2 separate regions of the Homo sapiens genome follow, and region 1 is linked to region 2. Evidence: chromatin loops called from intact Hi-C (ENCODE). Cell type or tissue: PC-9. All regions are shown on one strand. Each heading gives the region's core, and the rest is flanking DNA. Links, peaks and the distances in the headings are about the cores only. Region 1 overlaps ZMYND8 (zinc finger MYND-type containing 8). Region 2 overlaps ZMYND8 (zinc finger MYND-type containing 8).

Evidence for each region. Peaks named below come from ENCODE experiments on the same cell type or tissue, not always from the same donor. Only the 100,000 strongest peaks of a DNase experiment are listed, where the experiment ranks them.
Region 1: it touches region 2 in a loop (9-fold over the local background); 8 of 110 quality-filtered maps call a loop at or near these places.

The regions. Positions count from the first base shown.
Region 1 is chr20:47,279,601-47,286,865 of GRCh38, reverse strand. ZMYND8 (zinc finger MYND-type containing 8) reads left to right here. Exons shown (of 23, transcript NM_001281775.3): 9 at 3,218-3,295; 10 at 4,649-4,764. Among named protein-coding and RNA genes, the nearest start is that of ZMYND8, 73 kb to the left of the region's middle. RefSeq lists a silencer at 5,107-5,401. In PC-9, for the core only: no CTCF peak of the experiment used is centred there; a DNase peak (open chromatin) is centred at 3,245.
Region 2 is chr20:47,330,858-47,338,122 of GRCh38, reverse strand. All of the region lies in intron 2 of ZMYND8 (zinc finger MYND-type containing 8), which reads left to right. Among named protein-coding and RNA genes, the nearest start is that of ZMYND8, 22 kb to the left of the region's middle. RefSeq lists enhancers at 743-1,581, 1,582-2,421, 6,379-6,879. In PC-9, for the core only: no CTCF peak of the experiment used is centred there; a DNase peak (open chromatin) is centred at 3,782; H3K4me3 peaks cover 548 bases; H3K27ac peaks cover 2,500 bases.

The DNA of each region.
Region 1 (7,265 bases), core at 1,863-4,362, 51 kb after region 2:
GGATTTGATATCTGGGGGCATGGCCTTGACTGCTTCTGGGAGAGTGGCCCAGGTGTCCAGGAGAACCTGTTTTCTTGCAAATGCCCATAATTGTGATGGCGTGGATGGAACAGACCTCTTAGGCGTGTGAGCTGTGAGGCTCTGGTGGTTGTGGGACAGGCTGGCAGCCAAAATGGTATGAGGGAGCTTTTCTTTATTAGATCTCATTGTGAGAATAAAAAAATGAGATGGAATGACCTTCAACCTGTCAGTGTGCTCCCATTCATTCATAAAGAAAAACTGTTCAGATAGCACTGGGACCCATCCATGTCTTTTTATATATGGATATATAGATCTAGATCTAGATATATCCAGATAGATAGATAGATGATAGATAGATAGATACCTGGCCAGGTGCAGTGGCTCACACCTGTAATCCCAGCACTTTGGGAGGCTGAGGCAGGGAGATCACTTGAGTCCAGGAGTTCAAGACCAGCCTGGCCAACATGGCAAAACCCCGTCTCCACTAAAAATACAAAAATTAGCTGGGTATGGTGGAACATGCCTGTAATCCTAGCTAAACTGAGAGGCTGAGGCAGAAGAATTGCTTGAACCTGGGAGGCAGAGGTTGCAGTGAGCCAAGATAGCACCACTACACTCCAGACTGGGTGATAGAGTGAGACTCTGTCTCCGAGAAAAAAAAAAAAAATCTATCCTTATAAATTTATATCTATATATAGATATAGTTATCTATGTATTTTTTGAGGCAGGGTCTCAACATGGACTGGGTGCACCATCACACCCAGCTAATTAATTAGCCTGGCTATTTCTTTTTAAATTAATTATTATTATTTTTTTTGTAGAAATGGGGTTTTGCCATGTTGCCCAGGCTGGTCTCAAACTCCTGGGCTCAGGCGATCCTTCTGCCTCAGCCTCCAAAGACGCTGGGAATATAGGCCTCAGCCACCAAGCCCGGCTTATGTCTGTATATTTATGTAGAGAGAGTTTTATAAACTGCTTTCTCACTTAGTTTATTTTATGTATTTTCTCTGTTTCCTAGGTAATTAAACTCGTAGGAAGAACAGAATTTTTCATGGCTGTATAGTATTACATACAACACATGGACATTCATTTAATTACTCCTCTTGTCATTAAATAGTACCCAGTTTTATCAGCATCTTAAGTAACAAGGTGATGAATATCATTGCGCATTTGATGATTTCCTTAGTTTAATTTTTAGGAATAAAACTACTATGAGGCTGTGAACATGTCAGATGTTCCAGTTACAATGAGGCTATGTCCTTTCCAATATTGGGAGTTGTAATTACAAAACTATATGTAAATATGTGCCCCCCTGCCCCAACGATGTGATCTGTAAAAACGGTAGGCATCTTACTGTGATTTTAGTTTGCATTTCCTTGAAGAAAGTCATACAGGCTGTTTTGGATATGTTCCTTTGGAATAGCTCAGAAGTAGAGTGGGCTTAGAAGCAGGAGGTGCACTCTGCCATCCATGCATTTGTTTGCACATTCATTCGCTTACTTACTCGCTGACCTGTGAAATCTGTTAGTCTTATAATTATTGAGCACCTGTTAAATATGTGGCACCTTGCATGATAAGAGTTAAAGAGAAGAATAAGGCAGATAGTGGTAGAAAGGAATAACAAATATCAGTGCAGTGGTGACCTGCATGGGCTTTGGAGCCCGACTACCTGGGTTCAAATCCTGACCATGCCACTTTGTTGCTGTAAGACCTTGGGCAGGTTACTAAACTTTTTGGGGCCTCATTTTTTTTTTAATCTCATGAGGTGTAAGGAATACAATGAGTTAATACTTACAGAATTCTTAGAATGATACCAGCACACTCTAAGTCTTCAGTAAATGTTAATGGGCAATATTGATTACTCTGTCACTTGAAGCACTTTACATTTATCTCATTTAATTTCTTATAACAGCCCTTTGTGGTGGGTGCTGCTTTTTTTTCTCTTCAATAGATCAACATATGGGGGCTCTGAGAAGAGAAGCAGCTTACCCTAAAGTCACAGAGCTAGTAAATGGTGGAGTCTGACTTGAGATCCAAGAAGGGAGCTTCTGGGATCTTTGGCTCTAAGCTACAATGTTATTCTAGGGGAATGTACTTTCTTATGAGAGAAAAGGACAATAAATAAGTTAATTGAATTTTCGGATTGTCGTCAGTGGAGCTGAAATAGGGCAACATGGTATTAATTAGCTACTCTGGACATAGAATTGAGCTTGGCAAGCAGAGCAGGCCAGAGTGGCTGGAAGGGGTTGGGGAGCGGAACTGCTGCAAGGTGAGCCGAGACAGGTGGGCTGGGGCCAGATCACATGTGGCTTTGAGGGAACCTGTCAGGTCATTAGACTTCATTGTTAGTTTCTCAGCTTGGTACTGCTGACACTTAGGGCTGGAGAATTCTTTGTTGCAGGGACTATTGTGTACATCTTAGATTTCAGTAGTCCCGCATCCCTCCTTTGGGCTACTTGTGACAATCAAAAATGCCTCTAGACATTGCTATGTGATCCCTGTGGGTGGGGGGAATGGTTAAAGTGCTCTGACAGAGAACTACTGGGTATAATGGGAAGTCACTGGGGGCTTTTAAGCAGGGGAAGGACAAGAACAGATTTATGTCTATAAAAGGTGGCTCTGGGTTGGGCATGGTGGCTCACACCTGTAATCCTAGCAGTTTGGGAGGCTGAGACGGGTGGATCGCTTGAGGCCAGGAGTTTGAGACCAGCCTGGCTAACATGGCAAAACCCTGTCTCTACTAAAAATACAAAAATTAGCTGGGCGTGGTGATGCACGCCTGTAATCTCTGCTACTTGGGAGGCTGAGGCACGAGAATTGCTTGAACGCAGGAAGCGAAAGTTGCAATGAGCCCAGATCGGGCCACTGCACTCCAGCCTGGGCAGCAGAGTGAGACTCTGGAGGAAAAAAAAAAAATGGTGGCTGTGGCTGCTCTGCAGGGAATGTCTATAATGGGGGTAAAAGTGGAAGTGGGTGACGTGGGGAGTTAGCTGTTGCATTGGTCCAGAGAGAAAGGACGGTGGCTTGGACTGGGTGGAAGCATTGGGAGCGATACATAGTGGTTGGATTCATCTCCAAGGTGTTCCCTCTATGGGACTTTAAAACATCTTAACCTTCAAAATCATCAAGCATTGATTGAGGTCCACAAGATATCCACCCCTGGGGTGACACATTCTAATGTATTTTTGCTTTACAGATGAATGAAATCGAAGTATGTCCAGAATGTTATCTAGCTGCTTGCCAAAAACGAGATAACTGGTTTTGTGAGCCTTGTGTAAGTTGGATTTACTTTGCTTATTTCATTTACTGAACCCTGTGCCTTGGATGACTACCCTGAGACAGCTTTTTCCAGGTGGCTTATTAGATGAAACTTTGGATGGAGTTTTAAGATAATTTTTTGCTGATAAAATTATGGCAGAAGGAAAGTAATCCAGGTAGGATAAACCTCTTAGGCTGAAAGTTCATGTGCCAGAGATAGCATCATGGCTTCCTGGGTTGATTAGCCTGGGCAGACTGCAAGGTGCAGCATAAAAGAGAGCTCATCAGAGATGTGGGATGCAGCAAAGCTTTTCAGATAATAAGATGAGCTTAAATCAGTGTGGATTTACAAATCATGTTGGTTCTATTTTAAGAGGTTTGAAAATACTTCCCTGGATTAACTCCATAGTCCCTCCAAAACATGATTCTTGGGGGAAATAAAGTCACCCTAGTTTCCCTGTGGATCTGCCTTCTCCAAGCTGGGGTTCTGCAGAGAGAAGTACATTGTTGGGCTGCACTGGTGTGTGTGTTGGGGGTGGGGTTGGTGGGTTGGAGTGGGTTTGGAGGCAAGATTAGGCAAGGAAAGTTGAGAAAATATACTTTGCATCTCTTCGTGCTTTTGGAGATTAACACCGGAATAGCTAAGCCTTCAATAAAGAATAAAGGTAGCAAAATACTGCCCCTTATTAGATGCTAGGTATGATGCACATTTAATCCAAAAACAGAAGGTATTGGTGTCATTGTCTCTGTGTATGTTGCACAGAAAGGTGAAATGTCTTGCTCGTGCCTGCCCAGATAATAATGGTACAGCTAGAATCCAACCCTGGTTTTCTCATCTTTCTTTTTTTTGTTTTTTTTTTTTTGAGATGGAGTTTCGATCTGTCGCCCTGGCTGGAGTGCAGTGGCGTGATTTGACTCACTGCAACCTCCACCTCCTGCGTTCAAGTGATTCTCCTGCCTCAGCCTCTTGAGTAACTGGGACTACAGGCGTGTGCCACCACGCCTGGTTAATGTTTCTGTTTTTAGTAGAGATGGGATTTCACCATGTTGGCCAGGCTGGTCTCGAACTCCTGACCTCAGGTGATCCACCCGCATTGGCTTTCCAAAGTGCTGGGATTACAGGCGTGAGCCACCATGCCTGGACTTCATTCAGCTTTTGATTTCACCATTTAACTCCATTTGCAGTTTTGTCCAGGTGTCTTGGCCACATACCTTTTAGGGAATACCACACAGGCCGACCCTGCTTGAAACTCTTTTTCCACTCATGGCCTGTGTCCCACAGTCCTGCTTCATCCTCACATACCAAACTTTAGTGAGTATCTTGCTGTCAAATATGTACAAACTCTGGATCTTGTTTTTCTTTTCCTAGAGCAATCCACATCCTTTGGTCTGGGCCAAACTGAAGGGGTTTCCATTCTGGCCTGCAAAAGCTCTAAGGGATAAAGACGGGCAGGTCGATGCCCGATTCTTTGGACAACATGACAGGTGGGAGTTAATAACAGGCTTGGAACATGTAGCTTTCACTGAACTTTGATACTGTTATGAGATAAGAAAAGAAGTGGAGGCTGCAGCTATTATTCTCATTATTGTCATGATACCAACCATTGATCTTGTTGTTGAAATAAATTTCCTGTGGTATGTTAAGCTTGGTAATGGCGTGGGCTACAGTTTTCTCAGGTGTGTTAGAAAATCATCTTACTTTACTGGGTCTGTTGATGAAACCAACATTGGAATGGGTTCTGTGGCTGTTTGAAGTGCTGCTGTTCTTTTTTGTTTTGGTTTGATTTTTTGGGAGGGGGTTTCTGAAGTAAATTAAACCTCCATGGAAACTGCTTTCCAAATCATTCTTTCAAAGAATAGAAGTAGTTTCCTAGATTGCCAGTAAATGAATCTCTTATCATCATGCTGAGTAGTTCTCTCCTGTTCCCTTTTCTCTGAAGCTACAGTGGGAAGTTATAAGGGGTTGCTGTTTTGACAGGTGTGAGCCCTCCCTCCCAGCCTTCCTGCCCTCCCCTTTCCCTCCGTACACGGCAGAGTGAATTATTCCAGCTAATAGCAGTTCCCTGTAGAGCAGAGCCTGCTGTGTGCTTGAGAACAACAGGTAGGCAGAGATGAGCAGCGGTTAATATCTTAGTTCTCTTTTATCAAGTTATGATTAAGTAAGGCAAAGACCCTTTTGAAGCCCTACCAATCAGTTTGAGAAAGCGTGTTAGTATGTAGCGAGACTACTTAAAATATATATACTACAAATTATGTACACACACAGAGTGTCCAGAAGCTGAAAATTGGTTTCCCCTGTTAAATTTTGCTAGTCGTCTTGCAGACCAAAAGAGTGAATTCCCAAGTCATTTGCAAACTCATTTACTAGGAATCCCAATGGTCCACTGTCAGAAGACAAAATGGAAATTATTGAGATGGTGCTGGATTTGGTAGGAAGTATTGCACCTTGACTTTAATTCCTGTATTCCTTCATTCAAAGAAATACATATTTGATGACTGCTGCGTGCCAGCCTGTGTAGTGGAAGCTGGTGATTCAAATGTTTCTGCCCATGTGAAGGCTGACATCCTAGCGGGGAAGAAGGATGATACACAAGTGAACTAATAGGCAAGATAATCTCAGGTCAGGAGGTAGTGGTGGGGGCCTGGTGTGAAGATCTGGGATGAGGGACCAGGAAGAGCAGAGGTCGGGAGGGGAAGGGCTGAGGCTGAGAGGGTTCAGGAAATGCTGGGAGAATAGTGGGGTTTAAACAGGGTCGGGGAGGAGAGGATGCTCACAGCTGGAGTCAGAGGGGTAGGCAGGAGTTTGTTTTTTATTTGAAGAGCAGGAGGAATTGGTGACAGGCTGTACATCCCTCCTCTTCATCAGAGCATGACAAATGTGAACCATCTTGATGATTTGAGATTCTTACTCTATAGGTTGATACAGTAATACAGTATGAGTAGATATACTTAGGACACAGGCAGGATGGGAAAAAATAATACCTACCCCCTTGCACCCAATATTCCCAGACCCTTATGGTTGATGGCTGTAGTCTCTCAGCTGTGACTGCTCTGCAGGGACCTCCATCTCTCACCCGTCAGACAGCGACTGAAGGTGGCTTACAGAGCATGAAGGACGGCGTGTGAGTTGGCCAGCTCTGTGTGCAGAAGCTGTTTCCCAAAACCATTTGTGTGTTTAGGTCTTGGTTCTGGATGAGAGCTGTCGTGGAAGCTGGCCCCCTTCTGTTTGTGAAAAAGAAAGCAGCATGGGTCTGATGGTCACCAGTTTCGAAGCCCCTCTCAGCACCTGCTTTAAGGGAGTGCACCGTGTTGTTGGGCTTGTTTTGGGAGAGGGGATCCCCTGGAGGGAGTTGTTCAGGACCTTCCACAGTGGTAGAGAAACAACTTTGGAGGTCTTGGGATGTTTTAGTAGGCTTTGGGCAGGGAGTCTCTGACCACCATTCTTTTTTTTTTTTTTTTTTTGGAGCAGAGTCTTGGTTTGTCACCTAGGCTGGTGTGTGCAGTGGCGAGCTCTCGGCTCATTGCAGCCTTCTCTTCCCGGATTCAGCCATTCTCCTGCCTCAGCCTCCCAAGTAGCTGGGTCTACAGGCATGTGCCACTACGCCCAACTAATTTTTTGTATTTTCAGTAGAGATGGGGTTTTGCCATGTTGCCCAGGCTGGTCTTGAACTCCTGGATTCAACCGATCCATCTGCCTTGGCCTCCCAGAGTGCTGGGATTACAGGCGTAAGCCACTGTGCCTGGCCTGGTTTTGTTTTATAGATGCACAGTTATGTAAAAATATAGGAAATATTTTATTAAATGCCTGCAGAGTTAAAAAAAAAAAAAAGCGGACACCAACCAATTGCCTTTTATGTACTGGGCAGTGTTTTAAGTGCTTTTTTGTAGAAGCTGCTTTTATGTCTATTTTATCAATAAGAAAACTTAAGGTCAGAGAGTGCCTAGGGTCACATAGCTAGGGAGAAGCCACCGTGGGGTTAGATGTG
Region 2 (7,265 bases), core at 2,569-5,068:
AAAGGAGATAAGGTGACCACTCTACCATCTTATGAACCTGGCAACGTGTTTTTCTCTACTTGCACTTAGAAAACAGGTGCTGAGCCGTCCTCTTCTTGGGAAACTTAGAAACTCTGACAATAATTGGTGCAGAATTCCTCAGTCCTATTCCTACATCTAGTCCATGTGACCTTTCAGTTTCTCTAACTGAATTTCAATTTTTACGCCCCTCTCCCCTTGACACATACTCACTTATTAACTGAGTAATTCCCAAGCCAGTCATTGCCATTATGCCAGCCTTGGCATTTAGTAGAGCGTTTTAGCTCTCAGGAGACAAAGCTTTCGAGCTTTCAAGATGTCAGGTTGACATTTGTGTCCGAGGGTAATGATCCTGCTGAAAGATGCTCCTACATCAATGGGAAGTGCCATCTCGATGCCAGGTGTGTTTGCGTGGCTAATATTTTCTGAGTACTTCATGGCATGATATGCAAATTACTTCATTTAATTTTCATACTAATTCCATGATGTGGGTGTGTCATTCCCATTTTACAGTTAAGGAAACTGAGGCTCAGATGAATTAAGGAAGTGTCAAAGTAGGGATGGAACTAGGGTCAGGTTTTATCTTTATTTATTTATTAATTATATAGAGGGTTATTGCCGTGTTGCCCAGGCTGCTCTTGAACTCGTGGGCTCAAGGGATCCACCTACCTCGGCTTTCCAAAGTGCTAGGTTTACAGGCGTGAGCCACCACTCCCGGCCCTTTGATTTATTTTATTTTATTTTATTTATTTATTTTTTTGAGACAGAGTCTCCCTCCATCACCCAGGCTGGAGTGCCTATCTCGGCTTACTGCAGCCTCCGCCTCCTGGATTCAATTGATTCTCGTGTCTCAGCCTCCGGTGTAGCTGGGGTTACAGGCGCCTGCCACCACGCCCGGCTAATTTTTGTATTTTTAGTAGAGACAGGGTTTCACTGTGTTGGCCAGGCTGGTCTCGAATTCCTGACCTCAGGTGATCCACCCGCCTTGGCCTCCCAAAGTGCTGGGATTACAGGCGTGAGCCACCGTGCCTGGCTGGCCCTTTGATTTTTAAACCTTTTTTTTTTTTTTTGATAAGAGTGTTTAATGTCCCTAGATTTTAAACCTTTGTACTTAACCATGACCTGTATTCCAAGGGTTGCAAGTCAAATGCCTGAAGGGCCCAGCAGGTAGATCAGTGATTGTGGCTGGCATCTGGGGATGCAGGGGGAAGGGGAGCTTTGGTGAATGGGAGAGTGTGCCAAAGTGGGGAGGGTGCCTCCATCTGATTGCTGACCAGCAGGAATATGGCTCATCCGCTGTGGCCAGCTGGGATTTTCTTTTCCCCTGTAAAACTGCCTCATTTAGAAATGTGGTCTGTGTAGACTGGCTTCTCTAAAGATCATGCGTGAACCCAACAAAACGCATTTCCGGGTCAGAAGAAGCCGAGGGCTGTCATTTTGCATTCCCTGTGCGAGACTGGCCAAGGCACAATTCATTGCAGAATTTGGCCTCACCATGCGTGAGTCAGAACAAGCGCCTTGAAGGCCAGGGATTTGCAGCCTGAGAAATGATGTACTCCGCGGGTTGAATTCACGTCTCCATACAAAGGCTCCCCTGTTTGGGCTGCTTGCGTCTTGATCCTGCCATGTGTGCGTTTTGTGGTAGTGCTTGTGGTGTGTGGATGCCAGCCTGCCAAAGCTGAAACCATTTTTAAAAATGTCTGTGTAATGTCACCGGCACAAGGGAATGAACGACTTGGAAACACGCACAGATGCAGCGGAAGCCCAGGATATTAAAATCTTGAACAGTATCATTCTTGCTGAGATTTGCTGGGGGTATGGATGTGTTTTCAGAGACAGGATGCTAGAGAATGTACAATTATAGCAATTTGCTAACCAGCCCCAGACCTTAATTAGCACAGGATCCTTGTTCTCACTGTTGTATGTAAATTAAGACTTTCACAAAGGGATTGTTTATGAGGACGGCTGTGAGATAGAGACCTTCTGTCATTTTTCAAGGAAACTCTTTCAGAAAATATAACCACAAACACTTTTAAATCACAGCGCGATGCAGAAGTGCTGAGAATTTTTCTTTCAAAAAATGAGCATCAGTATTTTTAACCGTATTTTGGCTCCTCTCTATCTCTGACAGCCCAAGAAGTGCCATCCGTGTACTGTGCAGTGGAAAGAATTTATTTGTGAGTTAGATGACTACCAGATTGTTCCTCTCCTAACAAGGTCTAAAATATCCCAGAACTCTGAAGATGTCTGATTATGGTTTTGCAAATGAGAAATCTTCTACCTTCTCTTGGCCAGCATCGTCTCTACTGTGCATCTGTTCATGGAATCCTGTCGGCAGTGTCTGTGCAATTTAGCTTTGTGGTTCACTCATGCAAACCTTGTGTTTGCCCCATTTTTGAAGCATGACCCACGTTATATGTTTGTGTGACTATTATTATTCTAGAAGACTGTGATCTAAAATCGACCGTTTCAAGCTTAGTTTAAAAAGAACCATCTCTTCTTTTTCCTCTCTAAATGCCTGTAGAATAAGCATATCAGGGCTGAGGCCTTTTAGAGATCTGGGTACTTTTTATTGCCTTATTAAAGTCGTCATTCCTTCATTGTTCTCTATTGATAGTGGATCCTTTACCGATGACTTGAGGTGATCAGTTTGGAAAGACCAGGTGTCATGGCTGTGGGGGGGTGAGGGTGAGTGGAATGATAATAAGCCCCCTTCAACTTCCTGTGACTCCCCTCACCTATCCTGGGCTTTCCTGGGAACCTAGAGATCCAGCGCTTTATAGACTTAAAAAAAAAATACCTTTATTGACATATAATTCACATACCATACAATTCTCCTTTTTTTTTGTTTGTTTGTTTGAGACAGGGTCTCTCTCTGTCGCCCAAGCTGGAGTGCAGTGGGACGATCTCGGCTCACTGCAGCTTTGATTTCCTGGCTCAAGCAGTCCTCCCACTGCAGCCTCCCGAGTAGCTGGGACTACAGGTGTGCACTACCACCCCTGGCTAATGTTTATATTTTTTTGTAGAGATGAGGTTTCACTATGTTGCCCAGGCTGGTCTTGAACTCCTGGGCTCAAGCGATCCTCCTGTCTTGGCCTCCCAAAGTGCTGGGATTGCTGGTGTGAGCCACCACTCCTGGGCCCAGTTCTCCATTTAAAGTGAATAGTTTGATGGTTTTTAATATATTTTCACGGAGACCGGGTGTGGTGGCTGACGCCTGTAATCCCAGCACTTTGGGAGGCCGAGGCGGGTGGATCACCTGAGGTCAGGAGTTCCGACCAGCCTGGCCAACATGGTGAAACCCTGTCTCCACTAAAAATACAAAAAATTAGCTGAGTGTGGTGGCGTGTGCCTGTAATCCCAGCTACTCAGCAGGCTGAGGCGGGAGAATTGCTTGAACGTGGGACGTGGAGGTTGCAGTGAGCCAAGATCGTGCCACTGTACTCCAGCCCGGGTGACAGAGCAAGACTGCCTAAAATATATATATATATATATATATTTTTTTTTTTCACAGAGTTGTGCAGCCAACAGCACAATCAGTTGTAGATTTTCATCACCCCCAATAAGAAACTTCATACTCATTAGCAGTCACTTCCCATTCCCCCGTTACCCCTGTGCCTGGCAAGTACCAGTCTACTTTCTGTGCCTGTGGATTTGCTTATGCTAGACATTTCATATAAATGGAATCATACAGTATGTGACCTTTTGGTCTGAGTTCGTTCACTTAGAATAATGTTTTCAAGGCTCATCCACATTCTTGTAGCATAGATCATCAGTACAGACAGTTCCTGACTTATAGTGGTGCGGAAGTGACAGTTCAGTACAAACAGTACTTGGCATTTTGGATTTTTGATCTTTTCTCTGGCTAGCATCAGTATGAGACTCTCTTGGGGTGCCAGGCACCTCCCAGTCAGCCACATGATCACGAGGGTAAACAAACAATCTATACGACCATTCTGTTTTCACTTTCATTATGGTATTCCATAAATTACATGAGAGAGTCAACACTATTATACAATAGGCTTCGCATTAGATGATTTTGCCTAACTCTAAGTGTTCTGAGCACATTTAAGGTAGGCTAGGCTAAGCTATGATGTTCCCTAGGTTATGTATATTCGATGCTTATTTATTTATTTATTCATTTATTCATTCCTCCCTCCTTCCCTTTCTTAATTTCCTTTTTTTTCTTTTTTTTTTGAGATGGAGTCTCACTTTGTCACCCAGGCTGGAGTGCAGTGGCACTATCTCAGCTCACTGCACCCCTCTGCTTCCTGGTTCAAGCGATTCTCCTGCCTCAGCCTCCTGAGTAGCTGGGACTAGAGGTGAGCACCATCACGCCCAGCTAATGTTTTTTTTTTTTTTTTTTTTTTTTTTTTTTTTGAGACGGAGTCTCGCTCTGTCACCAGGCTAGAGTGCAGTGGCACTATCTCGTGTCACTGCAACCTTTGCCTCCCAGGTTCAAGCGATTCTCCTGCCTTAGTCTCCCGAGGAGCTGGGACTACAGGCATGTGCCACCACGCCCAGCTAATTTTTGTATGTTTAGTAGAGACGAGGTTTCACCATGTTGGCCAGGATGGTCTCAATCTCTTGATGTGATCCACCTGCCTCGGCCTCCCAAAGTGTTGGGATTACAGATGAGAGCCACTGTGCCCTGCCATGTATTTTTAGTAGAGACGGGGTTTCACCTGTTGGCCAGGCTGGTCTTGAACTCCTGACCTCAAGTGATCTGCCTCCCTCAGTCTCTCAAAGTGCTGCCTGCCTTACTTTCTGATGGGGTCTCACGATGTTGCCCAGGCTGGAGTGCAATGGTGTCCTCAAGGGATCCTCTGGTGTAGCTGGGACTACAGGAGTGTACCACTATGTCTGGCTTAAATGCATTTGTGTTTTTTTATCTCTCTCTCTCTCATATATATATGTTTTGTAGACCCAGGGGTCTCACTGTGTTGCCTAGGCTGGTCTGGAACTCTTGGGCTCAAGTGATCCTCTGGCCTTAGTCTCCTGAAGTGTTGGGATTACAGGCATGAGCCACTGTGTGTGACCTCATTTTTGACTTCTGGTACTTACATTTTATGGGTTTATCATCTGTAACTCCATCGTGAGTTGAGGAGGGTCTGTAGTTCATTTCCTTTTATGACTGAATAATGCTGCATTGGATGGATATGCTACACTTTGTTTATCTATGTATGTGTTGATGGACGTTTGAGTTGTGTCCACTTTCTGGCTAGTAGGGATAATGCTGCGGTGAGTGTTCATGTCTGAGTTTTTGTGCAGACACGACACATCATTTCTCTTGGGTATAGATTTAGGAGTGAAATTGTGGGGTCATAGGGTAACTATTAACCTTTTGAAGAATATACACATTTAAATTTTTTGTGTTGTCTTTATTTATTTTTTTGAGATAGGGGCTTGCTCTGTTCCCCAGACGGGAGTGCAGTGGCATGATCCTCGCTCACTGCAGCCATGAACTTCTGGGCTCAAGCAATCCTCCCATCTCAGCCTCTTGAGTAGCTGGGACTACCTGTACATGCCACCATGCCTGACTAATTCTTTAATTTTTTGTAGCGACAGAGTCTTGCTATGTTGCCCAGGCTGGTCTCCAACTCATGGGCTCAAGTGATCCTCCTGCCTTGGCCTGCCAACGTACTGGGATTATAGGTGTGATCCACCATGCTTGGAGTCACAGACTTTTAAAGGCACTTGTCTCCCCTCTCTGCTGTCTTGACCCCCACATCTTTCCTACTAGCAACTGCTGTATTTCTGTCCTCTTCTTCAAAGCCAAACTTATTTTTTTTTTGAGATTGAGTCTCACTATATTGCCCAGGCTGGAGTGCAGTGGCACAATTTTGGCTCACTACAACCTCTGCCTCCCGGGTTCAAATGATTCTCATGTCTCAGCCTCCTGAGTAGCTGGGATTATAGGCGCACGTCACCATGCTCGGCTAATTTTTGTATTTTTAGTAGAGACGGGGTTTCACCATGTTGGTCAGGCTGGTCTTGAACTCCTGACCTCGTGATCCGCCTGCCTCAGCCTTCCAAAGTGTATTTTTTACACTTTTTGTATTTTTAGTAGAGACGGGGTTTCACCATGTTGGTCAGGCTGGTCTTGAACTCCTGACCTCATGATCTGCCTGCCTCAGCCTTCCAAAGTGCTGGGATTACAGGCGTGAGCCACCGCGTCCAGCAAGCCAAACTTCTTAGAAGCGTCTGTATTCCTGTCTTTGTCCTGCAAGCTCCAATGTGGCTTCCACCCTGACCTTCCACATTCACATCCCCACTGAGCTTCCTGGAGACTCTGTGTTGCCTTTTCCAGGGGAGGTTTTCCATCCTCATCTGCTGCGCTGTCTCTGCAGTACTGGAGATGCTGATTATTCTTGTGGACACTCTCTCTTCCTTTGCCTTCTTTGCCACCGCAGTGCTGATTTTCCTTCTGTTTCCCTGGCACCTTCTCCTCCTCTCTCTGGCCATTAAATGCTGGAGTTGCTGAAAGCTTGGCCCTGTCCTTGTCTCGCCTAGCACGTTCCTTCTCTGGGTGATCTTACCCACATCTGGAGCTTTATGACTCAGACATTTATGTTTCCAACCTAGATTGCTTCTGAGTCATGGTGCAGAGGGTCAGCTGCCTACCTGACCTCCCTGCCTGTTCATGGGCGTCTCAAACTCAAGATGTCCATGAGAGATTTTACATCTTCACCCCCAGAGATATGGACTCATTCCCCATTCTTCTGTTCTTTGCCCTTTTGTGTCATTTTCTTACAATATCGTATCCTAAATGTCACTCCACTTCAACCAGCCTATCACCATTGAACTACAGTGGCCTCGTAGTTGTTCTCACTATCTCTATCTGCCGCACCCTCCCAGTCTTTTGAAAGGAACATCTTCCTGGCTATCCCTTCCTACTTTAAACTCTTAAGTGTTTCCTCCTTGGCTTTTAGATTCATAATTGCAAAACCCTCCTGTGCTGGCCTCTGCCCATCTTGCTAGTCTCTGTTCTCTCTGTGTTCCATTCTCTCCGTGTTCCGTTCTCTCTGTGTTCCACTTCTCTCCGTGTTCCACTTCTCTCTTCTCCAGCCACACTGACTGTGCAGATCCATCAAAGCCTCAGGGCCTTTGCCCATACCTTGAAGGTCCCCTCCTTGCCTTCCTCTCCTTACTCCCCATCAATTTTAAGGCTCAAAATGAGGATGAGTTCTGCCTTTTGTTTTTGCTCATCCTGTTTTACTACCACCTTGCCTGCTGCTGGTGAGCGT